Linked DNA regions of Mus musculus: region 2 is linked to region 1. Evidence: chromatin loops called from intact Hi-C (ENCODE). Cell type or tissue: left cerebral cortex. All regions are shown on one strand.

Region 1 (8,000 bases):
AGTCAGGGTGGTGGTGGAAGGAGCTGCAGCATTTACAACAGTTGGAGCCACAGGAATGGTCACTGCAGTAGGAGCACTGTCCTTTTCTTTCTCAGTACTATCCTCAGCCCACAAACGATTTGAGGTACTATAGCATCATAAGCAGCAACACAAAAAGAGAAAAGGAAAACAGCTAAACAACGAAAGCCATTTCTAGAAGCTGAAAACAGGTGACCACAGGGATGGATTTTTTAAAAACACAAGATTAGTAATCAAACAGCTCACGCAGAGCTGCCAAAGAAATAAATTTTTATTTTAAGCAATATGATTTAAGACCTTAATATTTTTTCCCCAGACATGCATAATTGCTTGTTTTTTGTTTTTTTTTTGTTGTTGTTTTTTTGGTTTTTTTTGGAACCAATTTTTGCTTAAAAACAATTTTGACATGGTAAATAAAAAAATCCAGAGCCCACATTTGTCTACACAACGATGCATGCACGCACATAAGCACACAGTAGACCTGGACACAGACCGTCTCTGTGACTCACCTGCTCTGTGTGCCTGCGGAGGAGGAACCCGGGGGAGTCTTTGCAGCAGTGCTTGTGCTGGAAGGGAGGCTTCTCTGAAGCCCCGCTGCAGAGGTAACTGTTGGTGTTGATGTGGTGCTTGGAACACTACAACTAATCAAATCATCTTGTCTTCTACCAAAGGAGCAACTAAAGGAAAGAGGCATTTCTATGTAGGATGTGTCTGTATGTGGACGCTACATTCACTATCTCAGATATCACACAACTGCACACAGTAGAAAACAAACTGTGCTCCTCATCAGACCACCAGCTCCAGCACCAAGAGTTGGACCTACAATTGCTAGAGTATAGATTCATTTTACTGATTTGATGGTGTAGAATTTTATGCCTCCTCCTCCCAAAGCCTTCAATAACAGTCAACACTGAACATTTTCAGAATATGATAGACCAAAAATGGTCATGCCAAGCTGGTTCTAACAAAAATTGTGGAGTGGATTCATTCAAGGGAAATAAGGCATATGGCCCATCCGAAGAAAAGTTTTTTGCAATGGGTTAACTCCTCAGGAGCGACCCGTGTCTACGTGTATGTGTTCATATCTTATTCTTGCTTTCCACAAAGAAGTAGAACTCTCCTAGTCTCCATTATAACAGCATTAAGATTCTATGCTTTCATAGCTGAGTTGTAGTCCAAACAAATGTTCCAGATCATAGACAATAGCTAAATCGATTATGACAATATCCCATTTCAGACAATTTAGTCAATCATAAGAAGTTCCATTAAAAGTGCTAAAAGACATTTCATAATATTCCAAGTTTAATTAAATATATATGCAGAGGATAAGTTAGAATAAATCCACACCATCTTTATATTTACTGTGTCTCTAAATTAAATTTAGCACACAAAAAAGATGTAATATTTTAAAAAGATTTGCATAACTGATATTAAATCAGCGGCTATTTTTATAAGGACATAGAGAAGCCACTTATAAAGTACATCATACCTTCTATGGTAAGTGGATCCTTCATTGATCGAACTATTCTTTTTAAGATCATCTTCCCATTTTCTTCTTGTGTAAGAACTACTTGTTCGCAAACTTGAAGACTCTCTGTGGAAACAACAGCCTTCAGATTCTGGTAGGTAATTTTAGAAGAAGGATAAGAAAGGTATGTACTAGTGAAAAAGAGTAGATGTAAGGAAAATCCCATAGGGAAACTTCAGGATAGTTACCAAAAAGTGGGAGGAATTTTAGTTCTAGGAGTCAGTATATAATCCTAAATAAAAGCATTTAGAAGCATATTATTTATAAGACAAAATACTGTGATTCACAGCATAAGACAGATATGTAGGCATATATTATAAAATGACAAAAATATGTTGAGAGCCTATACAATATATAAAATGTTAGCTGAAAAAAATGAAGATACATAATTAGACACTAAAGCATGACTACAAATAAAAAGTTCTATAACACTTGAGAGTAAAAAAAAAGAAATTAAAAAAAAACAAAACAAAACCAAAAACACCCCAAAACCCAGACAGTGACCATGCAGTGTTTCCCTTTTCCTTCCATCCTCCCCTCCCCCCTCCTCCCCGCCTCTCTTTTTTTTTTTTTTTTTTTCAAGAGAGGGTTTCTCTGTGTGGCCCTGGCTGTTCCAGAACCCTGAGAGACCCCCCTGCTCCTGTCTCCTGAGTCTGGCTGGGTTCCCCTTTTGTATGTGTCTGAACCTATTTGTGTGTCGTCTGCTTTTGCTTTCCTTGCCATTCAGGAACACACTAAGCCTGCATGCTCTTGTCCCGCAGGACTGTGTACCTGGTGTTCTGCTGGTCCCGGACAGCCCTCTCTCTTCCTGAAAGCTCGCATCAGTCCTCACATCTAACACCAATGCGAACACTGCAGACTCTGCAGGGATGCACACAGCCGCCTCTCTGCACTCACCTGTTCTCCTTCTCTTCAATGTCAGATGTACTGGCTAGTCGTCTCGGGATTGTAGGGGTGACATACGCAAGTCTCGTTCCTTTGTTATCTTTCTCCTGACAACAGGAAAGTCATGAATGACAAAAGGTGCGATGAAAACATGAAGAGGCTTTAACACGTCTGTGACCGTGCAGTCCTTTCCCAGTTTAGCTCCTGAACTTTAATACTCATACAAGTCAGCGAGGTCCTCCAAAAGCAATGAACAACAGCTCAGCTCCGCCAGCTCCCTTTCCTGCCCCCCTAGGCTAAAGTTAGAAAATCACTTACTTCAGGAAAGGAAGAAAGATCCTTTATTAATGACTTTTTCTAAGGTTTGTATAAAGCTAATGTAGTAAGTTAAAATCCATTTATTTCTGTTGAAGACATAAAGTTCAAATGCAGTTCAACAAGGAGCCACTTACAACTCTGACAATCCATGCTTTCAAATATTAAGGTATTCTAAACAGACATTATCGAAATTGTATTACTGCGACGTGTGGCTGAGAGTATGTAGTGTTAGCGACACTTCCACACTGCCAATATACTTGGCAATAAAGTTATAAGAAAGCAAAGCATTAAAGTGAGTGGGAAAGAAACCTCATAGTAGAATGTCTAATATAAGGTAACATTCAAAAGAAAAATGTATTGAAAAAACTTAAGTAGCCCAATCACAGGCAATTCAGTAAGAGAACAATTTTGGTTGTACCTGTTTGATGCAATATAAACTCTTTCAAAATATAGTTAAATATAGTTAAAAGTCATTAAGACATACTTGTATAAGATAAAAAAGGTAGCTTGGCAATTGCAAATAATAATTGAATTTAACTTGATCATGCTTACATGCTAGAAAAAAAAATTGCGTTCCTTAACTCCGGGAAACTTACTCAATAATAAATAATATAAACCTGTTCATTCCCTAGAGCATTCTACTCAAAAAGCATGATTTGGAGGGCTGGAGAGATGGGTCGGTGGTTAAAAACATTCGATGCTCTTGCAGAGGAACTGGATTTGGTTCTTAGCACCCACACAGTGGGCCTACAACCATGTGTCGCTCCAGTCCCAGGAAATCCAACATCTTCTGACTTGTGTGAGTATCAGGCACGCATGCGGTGCACTTCCATACATACAGGCAAAACACTCACATGTATCAAATAAATAAATCTAAAAAAATATCAAGAAGTTTTAAAGGCTTAGTATCTCCTCAAATTTCTTGTTTTATGCAAGCACAACTGCTCTTCCAGGTACTCACAAGACAGGAAGGAGCATTCTATATTCTAGAGTCGGTGAGTGAAGCTGATACCCAGGATCTAATGGTGCTTACTAGAGCGTCTCTCTATTACCTTTTCTTTATTATCCAAAGAGGACGAGAGTCTCGGACTGGAAGCCGACCGCATCACCCCTGCAGTGTCTTTCTCCTTCTGGGCTTCTTTAGACGCACTGATTTCAGCCAGGGCACCGTAACTGCCAGTCTTTCGAAGCCCTAACCTCCAGGATGCAGGAGACTCATCTTTTCTTTCCTCTTCTTTGGGAGAAATTTTTGTAGTCGATATTGGAAACTGGTTTTTATTTCATAAAAGACAAAAACAAGTTACTAAAACCAATTATTCCTTAATTTAGAGATAATTAATTTCAGATAATGTCTAAAATTTTAAGTGATAGTTTTGGGAGAAAACACATTTACTAAGGTTAAGGTCGTAAGGCAAAAATCTAAACCTTAGAGAGTAAACAGATCGCCTTTCTAGAGGTTAGCTTTATAAACACACACTACACACTTCATATCACACAGAAGATGATGATGCAGATACAGAGAACAATGAGCACACTGTAAGGACTTGACCCATGCATCTTTGGAACCCACACTCATGAAGCTTGTTATGCCGTAACCCAGATACTTGCACTCTTGCACATAGAAGTGCCTCACCATGGATTTTTCGCCCTTACTGGGCACCAGCACAATGCCAGTTTTGCGCAAGCCCTGCCTCCATGATGCAGGATCTACTGACTCCACAGGCATGAGAGAAGCAATGAGATCAAACTAAAGCCAATTAAAATAAGAAGGGCAAGAGATACAGATTGAAAGTATGAAGACAGAAAAGGGAGGTGAAAAGAAAAAAAAAAAAAAATCAACCACACTTTTTTCCTATATTTCAACTTTATAATAAACTAACATCCAGTAGGAGTGTGGTGGCCCGACAATTGAAAGCCACTAAAACAAGTCCTAGTTTCCTCAAGAGGTAATTGGGAAGAATCTAATAAAGAAAATTCTTACCCAGTTAATGGCACACAGAGCAATATAGCACATGAGTGAAAAATTAGTACATATGGACTTTGTTTTCAGTGATTTACACACCCTAGGTGAAAATTTAATTTTCTAAGTAAACTTAATTTAGTAGTATTTTAAAATATTTTAACTTTAAATTTACTGTTTATTCTTCCTAATAAACATTAATCTGCAATTTTAGTTACAACATATTTTTATGCATAATTATTCTACTTCCCAGGGTTTTCACCAATATATTAGCTATCATGCTTAAAATACACTAGTTATTATCATTAAATAATTTACTTTATCAACTTCACCTTTCCAGTTCAAGAATTTTAATGCTCAATGCACAGAGAGAAGACTATATCAACTAAATATAACAAGGTATTGTTAATTAAAAAGAAAAATCTTTTGCATGCATGGTCAAAATCTGCTCAAACTGCAGGTTAGCAGATCTTTAGTGATAGTACCATGGTGCCAGGGACCACTTTTTTACAATATTTCTGGTAGCTTGTAATCATTTCCATCAAGAGTCTACTTAGTTCACATGACCCCAAATGCATCTGGAATTATTTCAGGATGTCAAACAAAGTAACAAGAATTGTACAGAAGGTATACTGTAATCTTACTGGAGTAGCTAGTACACATCCCAGTGCACAATCCTGTCTCTGCCTCTCTACTGCTGGATCATCAGAGTGTGTGCTGTTATGTTTGACCACAAGTAGCTATCTATGCATTTTGGCAACACGCATGCACACCAAGCTACACTCTGGGCTTTGCAAAACATTGATCATATGTAAATGAGCATCTTATGCTCTAATAAAAGTTTATTTAGGGGCAATGAAATCAAAATGTGTCAGAAAGTAGCATATTACGTATTTTCCCAAGTATTTAAAGATGTTAAAAACATTCTCTGCTTGTTTGCTATGTAAAAATAGGCATATTTTGTGAATTCCTGCTCCAACTGCATCTCCTGCAAACTGAAATGTTTTTCCACTGTGACTAAGCAGACAGCAGATACCATTTACGTGTGTAACATAGGCCAGCATGTAAGAGATGCCTGCTCCTATTTCTAAGCTAAGTTCTCATAACTCTGTATGAGTTATCTCAATATAACAATATTACAAGCACAAAAAAGAAATGCTACTATTGCTCTTTTAGACTTGACTAAACCAGAGCAGTAATAGCAATTTTAAAAATGACATCGCTATATTTTAGCAGTTGATTAACTCACTTTTGATAACCTCCCATTATATACATTAAGGATTTAGATCCAAGACCTGGTTCAAATATGTAAAAGTACCTTGCATTTTGATTGATACATGAAGAAATGTACTGAATACACTTAACTGTAATCCTCTGCTTGCACATTTTCTTCTTTTGCTTTTATAACAGGACACCCTATCTACACTTTCTTAGTCTTCAGACCACGTCTGGTTTTTTTTCTGGCTAACAACCTGCCTTTGCCTACTCTTTCAATTCAACTACTCCAAGAGTCTAGTCCCAGGTAGACTAGGCTACCTTTGTTTTTCTGCCAAGGATTGAAATTAGTTTCCTCTTTCAAACTAAATATTAAATTTATTAAACTTATTCTAAAATTTCCTATTCTCTACTCTAACCCAACCCTTAAATTACTAGCCTTAAGTCAGTCTATCTATCTATCTATCTATCTATCTATCTATCAGACTACTTACAATTGCATTTGGACCTTAAACTTAACATGTATCAATCACATACTTTGCCTTATAAACTTCACCAGCTCTATTACTAGTAACAGTGCTATTGTTATTTCCTCAATGTCCTGTGTGTCTTCACACTAATGTTCTTTTGACATTCTCTTTTATTGATAAGCCAGTGACCGTGTCTCTCACTGTCCTTCTGTGTTTTTAAGGCTCAAGGCTGTATCTTTTATCTCTAGTTGTATACCTATCATTGTGGGCAGTGTTTCCTCAGGACCTCATCCCCATCACCCGTCCTCACACAGGAACCTCCAGAGCAGCCTTACATAGAGAATGAACTCTCGCAGCACTGTTCGCACATTTACTGGGATTTCTTACAAGGAATAATTTATAAATTATTACTCTAAAAATGAAGGCATTCCATCATTTACTCCCATTTTCTGGTTTATTCTGTATATATGTACCATGACACTAAACTTCCTCTCCCTAGTAGACACCATGCCTGCATACTCACTGTTTCTCTTGTCAAGTTATGCAAACTTGGTAGCAAGGTGCTGGCTAGTCATCCCTTAATCTCTCTCAAATGCTTTCATTTCATGACTTAAAACCGAATGTAATTTCCTCACCTTTACATAGCTTTCTACACCAGGACCCTTATATGGCGGATGGTATATAACCCACAGCCTAAGTCAGTCTTCATATAATTAGTGTTCTGCTCAGCAAACTAAGTAGTCAGTGAACCAGAATAACCAACTCTGAGAAAATTCTCAATTTTTACTAGCTAGGAGACAAATATAATTCACACTTACTTGAAACTGTGAGTTGTTGGAATCCTAACAATACTTACTTTAACTAGAGAAAGTCGCAATTTATTATTAACTGACGATTTAAGGTCTAAAATCAAGCTGAATTTTTGTTGTTGTTTACCTTCAGCATGTGTGTGTGTGTGTGTGTGTGTGTGTGTGTGTGTGTGTGAAATACTGAGCATCATGCACACTGGGAAGAGCTCTGTTACTAGGCTACAGTCCTAGACCAAGCTGATGGTTTCCATCCTAAGATGCCCACAGATTATCAGCTGGGCATTACTCACAGGCTTTTTCTCTTTTAGTTTGGGTTTATAATTTAAGGCAAGCAAACTGAGCACATCTATCTTTAGCTAAATTAACCTTGTATACTAAAAGAATAGAAGTGACACGCAATGCTGTGTTATATGCGTCCATCTGGGATCTAGTCCTTGGAGTGAGTGCACCCAAATCCATAGTCTGGGCTCTGACAGACAAGGCTGGACAGCCTAAGATAACTCTGCTGAAAATCTTTAAGATGTACTTGTAAACTCACTCATAAGTAAATGTGAATTTGCTAAATCTCTCTTCATGTTTATAGAAAAAAGTGAAAAAACACTAAGTGCTAAATTAAAAGTGTTATGAAGTCTAAATATTGATATGTATACATACATATATATATGTATATATATATGTATATATATATATGTAAGCATATCATACTGTAAGACTCTTCTATCAGCAAAAATAATTCAGATTTTGAGTACCTAATGTCTTTAGTTTTGACATAATTGGTTATAAAATCTTAAGAATTT
Region 2 (8,000 bases), 380 kb after region 1:
TTCAGGTAGTTTCACTTGACTTCTCGCGTCTTGTTTCTAACTCTGATGACTTCCTTTTCGCCATTGAGGTGACTTTGTTATTAAGTTCCTATGTAAAGGTTTCGGTGGAGTTCCCTTGATGAGCTGCCTCTTCCAGCTGTCTTATTTTATAGCTGTCACTACGCACCATTTTATCGTATTTTCCACCCCCCCACCCCCCCACCCCACTATGTCTTCTGTGGTATGCGCTTCAGGGTTTTCTTTTCTTTTTTACTTTTGCTGGAAATTGTGATTTCATAAAAATCCCAAACAGGTAAATTCACAAAGACAGGAAAAGAAAAGAAAATAGACAAAAACCAACTACTCTCAACAGAACTCTGGATATTTTTCTCACGAGAATTTTTTTTTTTGAGTTACTCTTTACTTAATGACAGTGGAAATATGTTTTGATCTGCAAATTCTTAGAGCACAACGGAGTGGCCTTGCCAGTGCGTTATTTTGCTCTTTCAGGACTCTTGGGATAAGGAATTTGTCCACCAACAGTGTATAGTCATTTGTTTCCCATATGTACGCTTATTTAAGGCAATAAAATAGTAGTTGGGTAACTACCAAGATATTTATTAATAATAAATATGCCTTCGATCTGGGAGGAGTGGGATGGTGAATACGATCTAAATACATTGTAGACCATTCTTAAAGAATTAATGAAAATGTTATCTTACAAACTGAATACGCTTGACATTCTCAACAAAACGCATTCAGTATTGTTCCTTGAGAGTGAAAAGGACCTGTTATCCAGCAGTCATTTAGTGACACTGACAATATGAAGACTGACTGAGTTTTATCTCTGAGGGAATCAGTTCAAGTGAGGTCCACTTACATCACAGAACCTTGGACCTCACCTTATCTCCTTTCTCTGAAATGACAGTATCTCCCCGGGCTTGTCACACCTGTTTGGCCAGTCCTGAGCAGGGTTGTTCTTGCTCAGCACTGACTTGAAGGCGTGATGGTAGGATCCTGCTTTAAATAATATAGTGATAATTACACCTCATAGACATCAGAGTGGACTCTAATCCCTAATTTCTATTCATTATTCTCCCATTTATTCTACCATTTTTTCACACGTGGATTTATTAATCAAACACAACTGAGCTTCTCATGTTTGGACACTGTGCATTGTGCTGAATGACTGTGGCATCTGCCCCATTATCTTTCACCCATGAGATTCCATTGGGATGCAGTGATTGCCTGTCCTGGGAATAATGGTGTTTTCTACAAACCTGTCATTACACCATCATTAGGAAGCACTTTTGTTATACACGGGGAGGTCTGGAGATGATAAGCCCCAGTTCCTCACAGCAGGCTTCCCGAGGTGATCCTCCAACATGGGCTCACTGTGGTTATCACTTGTACCAATCCTTTTGTTGGTTATGTTATTCAGGTACACTAGATTTTTTTCTTTTTTCCTCTCTCTCTCTCTCTCTCTCTCTCTCTCTCTCTCTCTCTCTCTCTCTCTCTCTCTCTCTCTCTTTCCTTCCTTTTCTTTTTTCTTTTTTTTGGTTTGGCTCAAAGAGGATTGAATGTGGACTCAACGCTGTTTCCTGTGTAAGTTACTGAACTTCCTGGGACTCACTTAAAGGATATGTTTCTAGAAAAGGAAGATACTTGAGTAGTTTTGGTACCCCATTCTTAGGGTAATCTCTGGTTGGTATAAGAAAGACTCACAGTTTCTTCATCTGTTAGTTGGGTATGCAGCACACTGTGATGTCATCCACCAGGAGCTCTTTGCTCCTTGCCATGTCTACGTCAGTCCCGGGCTGTACTACCAGTTGTGTCGCCACGATGCCTGCAAATGTGGGAGCCCCTGCCTGTGTAACGCTCTCGCCCACTACGCCTACCTGTGTGGTCAGCGTGGTGTGCCCATTGATTTCAGAGCTCACATCTCCTTCTGTGGTGAGTATGACATCCCAGACAGATGACCAGGTAACTCTTTAGACAGTGTCGTGTTCATAATGGACACTTTTAATTTTTAAGAGGGATGTCAAGATTGTATACAAATTATTTGAAATGATCTCATGATGTATACATACTGAAAACAACTGAATCCCAAGAAATATTTAGATGAAAGAACTTATAACATACGACTGAGTACAATGTGTGTGAGAGACTCTTCATTTAAACTCATGGGACTAGAGGAGGGAGGGTAGGAGGGATGGAAGAAGGAGAAAGGGAAAGAGGGAGTGAGGTAGAGAGACACATGCAGAGAGAAAACAATAATAACTGTGGGGTTTTTTTGTTACTAAGTTAGAGTATGATAATGTATCTTGAAAGAAGAATTCAGGGTAATTTGAAAAGATATTGAAAATATTCTTACCTTGGAAATGTCATATCTAAATATTGAAGAATATGAAAAAGGAGGGTGCTTTGTGACACAGCGAATCTGTAGTTAAGTAGGTCCAGTGTGCCTCAGGCACTGGCTGTTTCATGTTCTTGGACTCTAATACTCCTGATTACGGTGTCTGCTGTCCCGTTTAAGGTAGACGGATTCGGTAGGGTCCTATGTTTATTTTTCCAGCTAAGAACCTTGGGCTTTTTTTTTTTTTTGTAAGATTGTTGAAAACCTGTTACATTTATTATTTACAGGCAGCCTTTGGCTGCTATAAGAGCAGGGCTCAGAGCCTGCAAAGCTGGAAACACTGGCCTTTTGGTCCCCTATGCAGAATAACTTCTGATGCCTGTTTTAGTCCTTCCTTCAGTCGAGGTTTCTCATCTTTGAGAGATCAGCTTAAAGGTCTTCCAATTCCTTCATGCTTCTGTTGCGAGCTAGTCTTTAATGACTGAGCCATCTCTCCAACCCAAGCCTTCTAATTTCTCTCTGTTTCTTTTGAGAGCATTCAATAGCTAAGCCATCTCTTCAGCCTGGCTTTTCCAATGTCTTGTTTTGTGAAGGATTTTCCAGTCCCACATGAGTGAAATACAAGATCTAAGACAACTAGGATTTATAGTCCTCTCCTGTGCTTCAAATTCTGTATTTTATATCCCTCCTTATGGCATTTGGAAATGCTCTCCACTCTTTTTCCCACTAAGGTACATTACACACCTAACATCATTTTAATTATGTTTGAATCAGAATGGGCAAAGTATTTGTTTGGTTGAGTTTTAGGCTTTTGTTTAAGTAAAGGGAAACATTTAAAAAAAGTAATATCTTTATTAATTATTTGAAATATTCATTTAATTTTCTAGACTTAATATATGGTTTTGGAAATATTATAAACATGAGCTCTCTATGCCATTTTACCATCTTTCCCTTCCAGCTCCTCCTATGACTTCCTACCCCCTCTCAAAGTTCTGACCTCTTCTTTAATTGTTATCATTGCATGTATGTGTATGAATATAACCAGCTGAGTCCCTTTAGTATTGCTCATATGTATATGTGTCTAGGGATGAGCACTTTGAAGTAGATAACCTACGGGAGGATTGTCTCTGGAGAAGACTGACTCTCAGAGTTACTCATTGCCTATAGATCTTCTTCTAGGGGTAGGAACTCATGGGCTTTCCCCCATGGACACTAGCATGTCAGCTGATATTGTCATTGTGCAGATATATTTTAGAATACTTTAACTAGCCTGCCATTTTTACTTCAGCTTGACCTATAGAGAAATTGTTTTAAGAACAATGTATAAACATTATACAATTATATACATATACATACATTATACATATACATATACATACATATATATATAATCAAATTGTGCCACATTTGTAGAGGAATAAATGCTTACTTAGGTCTCAAGAGGATGGGAAAAAGAGAATCTCAACTCACTGAGAAATTGCCTTCTTCAGATGACCTGTGAGCGTAACTGGACATTTTCTTGATTGCTAATTGATGAAGGAGGTCCTAGCCCACCACAGGCTGTGCCATCCTTGAATGGGTATTCTTGGGATGTTTAAGAAAGGGTAGCAGAGAGTGAAACAGATGCAGAGGCCCACAACCAAACACTGGATGGAGCTCAGGGACTCTTATGGAAGAGATAGGGGAAGGTAGGGTCGTGGGCCCCAGGGGGGATAAGAACACCGCAGGAAGACCAACAGAGTGAACTAAACTGGACCATTGGGGCTCTCAGAGTCTGAACCACTAACCAAAGAGCATACATGGGCTGGACCTAGGCCCCTTGTACATATGTAGCACATGTGCAGCTTGGTCTTCATGTGGGTCCCTCAACAACTGGAGCAGGGGCTGAACCTAAAGTTGTTGCCTGTCTGAGGATACAGGTCCTCTAACTGAACTACCTTGTGTAGCCTCACTGCGAGAGGATGAACCTAGACCTGCAGAGACTTGATGTGCCAGGGTGGGGGATACCAAGGAGAGTCTCCACCCCCTCAGAGGAGACATGGATGGGGGGATAAAGAGAGGAGAAGGGGGGCAGTAATCAAGATGTAAAGAGAATAAATAAGTAAATTAATTGGGGGTGGCGCAGCTGAATATGTGCCTGGAGAGAAGCCAGTAAGTATCTTTATGCCATGGCTCTTGACTCTGGTCCTGCTTGAGTTCCTGTGTTGACTTTTCTTTCTTTTCTTTTTTTCTTTTTTTTTATTATGTATTTTCTTCAATTACATTTCCAATGCTATCCCAAAAGCCCCCCCCCCCCACTCCCCTACCCACCCATTCCCATTTTTTTTTTTTGGCCCTGGCATTCCCCTGTACTGGGGCATATAACGTTTGCCTGACCAATGGGCCTCTCTTTCCAGTGATGGCCGACTAGGTCATCTTTTGATACATATGCAGCTAGAGTCAAGAGCTTTGGGGTACTGGTTAGTTCATAATGTTGTTCCTCCGATAGGGTTGCAGATCTCTTTAGCTCCTTGGATACTTTCTCTAGCTCCTCCATTGGGGGCCCTGTGATCCATCCAATAGTTGACTGTGAGCATCCACTTCTGTGTTTGCTAGGCCCCGGTCTAGTCTCACAAGGGACAGCTATATCACCGTCCTTGCAACAAAGGCTTGCTAGTGTATGCAATGGTGTCATCGCTTGGAGGCTAATTTTGGGATGGATCCCTGGATATGGCAGTCTCTAGATGGACCATCCTTTTGTCTCAGCTCCAAACTTTGTCTCTGTAACTCCTTTCATGGGTGATTGTTTCCAATTCTAAGAATGAGCAAAGTGTCCACACTTTGGTCTTCGTTCTTCTTCAGTTTCATATGTTTTACATATTGTACCTTATATCTCGCTATACTAAGTTTCTGGGTTAATATCCACTTATCAGTGAGTACATTTCATTTGAGTTCTTTTGTGATTGTGTTACCTCACTCAGGATGATGCCCTCCAGGTCCAACCATTTGCCTAGGAATTTCGTGAATTCATTCTTTTTAATAGCTGAGTAGTACTCCATTGTGTAAATGTACCACATTTTTTGTATCCATTCCTCTGTTGAGGGACATCTGGGTTCTTTCCAGGTTCTGGCTATTATAAATAAGGCTGCTATGAACATAGTGGAACATGTGTCCTTCTTACCGGTTGGGACATCTTCTGGATATATGCCCAGGAGAGGTATTGCGGGATCCTCCGGTAGTACTATGTCCAATTTTCGGAGGAACCGCCAGACTGATTTCCAGAGTGGTTGTACAAGCTTGCAATCCCACCAACAATGGAGGGACTTTTCTTTGTGATGGGCTGTGGTCAACATGTGCAACCCTTCCTCCCTCAAACTGGTTTTGGTCAGTGTTTTATCAAAGTGATAATGAGCATGCTATGATAAAAAATAATGCATTATGAAGATTTAAGTGTAATTCATGTATTTATTCAAATGTTTAAAAGTATCTTTGTAAGAACAAATAAATATGGGAGAAGAATTAAAGATGCCATAGAATGTCCGAGGACTAGGAATTTCACCTACACGTATACTGTTACTGAGGTCAGGGGTGCTTCCTCTCTCTGCCTCTCTCTCTCTCTGCCTCTCTCTCTCTCTCTCTCTCTCTCTCTCTCTCTCTCTCTCTCTCTCTCTCTATCTATCTATCTATCTATCTACATACATGCATACATACATATATACATACCTACCTTATATTTATTCATTCATTTATTTCATTTTGTTATCAAGTCTGTGATGTGTTCGCTGATGTAAGATAGTGTACGTCTAACGATCTATGTTTTTTCTGGGGGTATGAGTGACCATAACATGTTTCTTTGCCCGTCTGTGGGACTGTCTCCTAAGTGACACTTGTTTGTCCACAGCTGTGGTGTGTCAGAAGGGCATGCTGTACCACCACTGCTCGTCACTCTGCCTCCGCTCCTGCACCTCTCTCTCCTCCCCTGAGCAGTGCAAAGACGACTGTGCTGAAGGGTGCAACTGTCCTGAAGGCAAATTCTATGAAGAGACACTTAACTTTTGTGTGCCCATGTAAGTCACAGAGGGGGCTTGACAATAGCCAGATGGTACATGCTTTTCTTATGATAGGCCAAATGAACTTTTGTTCTTGTTTCTTTTAAATTGCTAGAATTTTCTTGTTTTATTTTGCTTTGTTTTGTTTTGCTTTGTTTTTTTGTTTGTTTCTGTTTTTTGGCTTGTGTCTTAGTTAGGGTTTTACTGCTATGAACACACACCACGACCAAGGCAAGTCTTACAAGGACAACATTTAATTGGGGCTGGCTTACAGGTTTAGAAGTTCAGTCCATTATCTGACAGGAACATGGCAGCATCCAGGCAGGCATGGTACATACAGTTGGAGCTGAGAGTTGTATATCTTCATCTGAAGACTGTTAGCAGAATACTGGCTTCCAGGAAGGGAGAATGAGGGTCTTAAATCCCACACCCACAGTGACAGGCCACACCTACTCCAACAGGGCCACAGCTTCTAATAGTGCTACTCCTTAGGCAGAGCATATACAAACCACCACACTTTGCTTTAATGTGCTTTTTGCTTAATGTGGTAAGCTATTCACAGAAAGATGCAGAAAGCAGGAGAGATTCTACTAGTTAACCCTGAAGTTTATTCCTACTTGATTTCTCCACACCCTAATCACAAACAAGATTTGTATTTCCCTGTCATACTAGTGGTAGAATTGTATTCTCTATTCTCACTGAGAAAGTTCTTAGCCCTCACAGGGAGCGAAGACTTTTGTTTTGCACATAGGGTTAAAATATACAGTAGATGTGTTTCTCCGAAGGTCATTCAGTGACTTTTCTTGGGACCAAACAAACAGTCCAGAACTATTTGACACTCCATATCTGCAGTTACTATGTCTAGTTAGTTGTCTGTCGTTTGCACAACATAGCTTTGTGCAGTCCCATAGAGTGGTGAAAGTCTATAGTGGCCAATTGCAGAGCGAAGAGTCAACAGTCATTTTGTTTGTGTTGGGAAAAAATTATATCTTATATTATTTACTTCACCTTTTCCCTTACAGATATCACTGCCGGTGTCATTATAGGGGGAGCATTTACCAGCCAGGGGAGCTCATTCCAACCCCCTCAGGCTTATGGTAGGTGTGTTAAAGAATATATTAACTATACATATATATGTATACCCATATATATATATGTATATCACATTAGAATATGGAATGTCTAAGGCATGTACTGGTGCTTGCAGAATAGATTTCTAAATTTAATCACCATGAAGTTAAACAAAAGCCCTTTACAATAAGCTTTTGTTAGTAGATGTTAAGAATAGGTAGGCATTCAAGCTACATCCTGAGGTCTTATAGGTTAATGGCTCATCTACACAGCTCAAAAAAAGAAAAATCAATTCTGGCATAGGTCTGAACCATAAGCCACATAGGAGTCACTCCTCATGATGGATATCAAACAGTGTCCAACCACACTCACAGACTACCATTCACTGTAGTTATGTCCTGTCTGCCAAAAATGCAGTCACGTCTGCATGCTACCCATTTATCCACACCTGTCTCTCAGGATCCTCCTTCTAGTTGCACTGCAGGGGCTCACAGCGGATCCCCTTGGGTAGACAATGACAGCGAGACAGGATTGCATGGTTTCTACTAACCTGGCACTGTTCTGAG

What was found. A loop is a pair of places that touch in the nucleus more often than their neighbours do. Peaks named below come from ENCODE experiments on the same cell type or tissue, not always from the same donor. Only the 100,000 strongest peaks of a DNase experiment are listed, where the experiment ranks them.
Region 2: a loop joins it to region 1, with 2.5 times the contacts of the local background. A loop is called at or near these places in 8 of 42 quality-filtered maps.

The regions. Positions count from the first base shown.
Region 1 is chr10:108,245,452-108,253,451 of GRCm38, reverse strand. It overlaps Ppp1r12a (protein phosphatase 1, regulatory subunit 12A), which reads right to left. Exons shown (of 25, transcript NM_001368736.1): 10 at 3,802-4,017; 11 at 2,444-2,538; 12 at 1,508-1,612; 13 at 528-695; 14 at 1-127. Among named protein-coding and RNA genes, the nearest start is that of Pawr, 83 kb to the left of the region's middle. In left cerebral cortex, no CTCF peak of the experiment used is centred here; a DNase peak (open chromatin) is centred at 3,503.
Region 2 is chr10:107,860,526-107,868,525 of GRCm38, reverse strand. It overlaps Otogl (otogelin-like), which reads left to right. Exons shown (of 58, transcript NM_001177567.2): 19 at 1,723-1,932; 20 at 6,216-6,381; 21 at 7,386-7,460. Among named protein-coding and RNA genes, the nearest start is that of Otogl, 48 kb to the left of the region's middle. In left cerebral cortex, no CTCF peak of the experiment used is centred here; no DNase peak of the experiment used is centred here.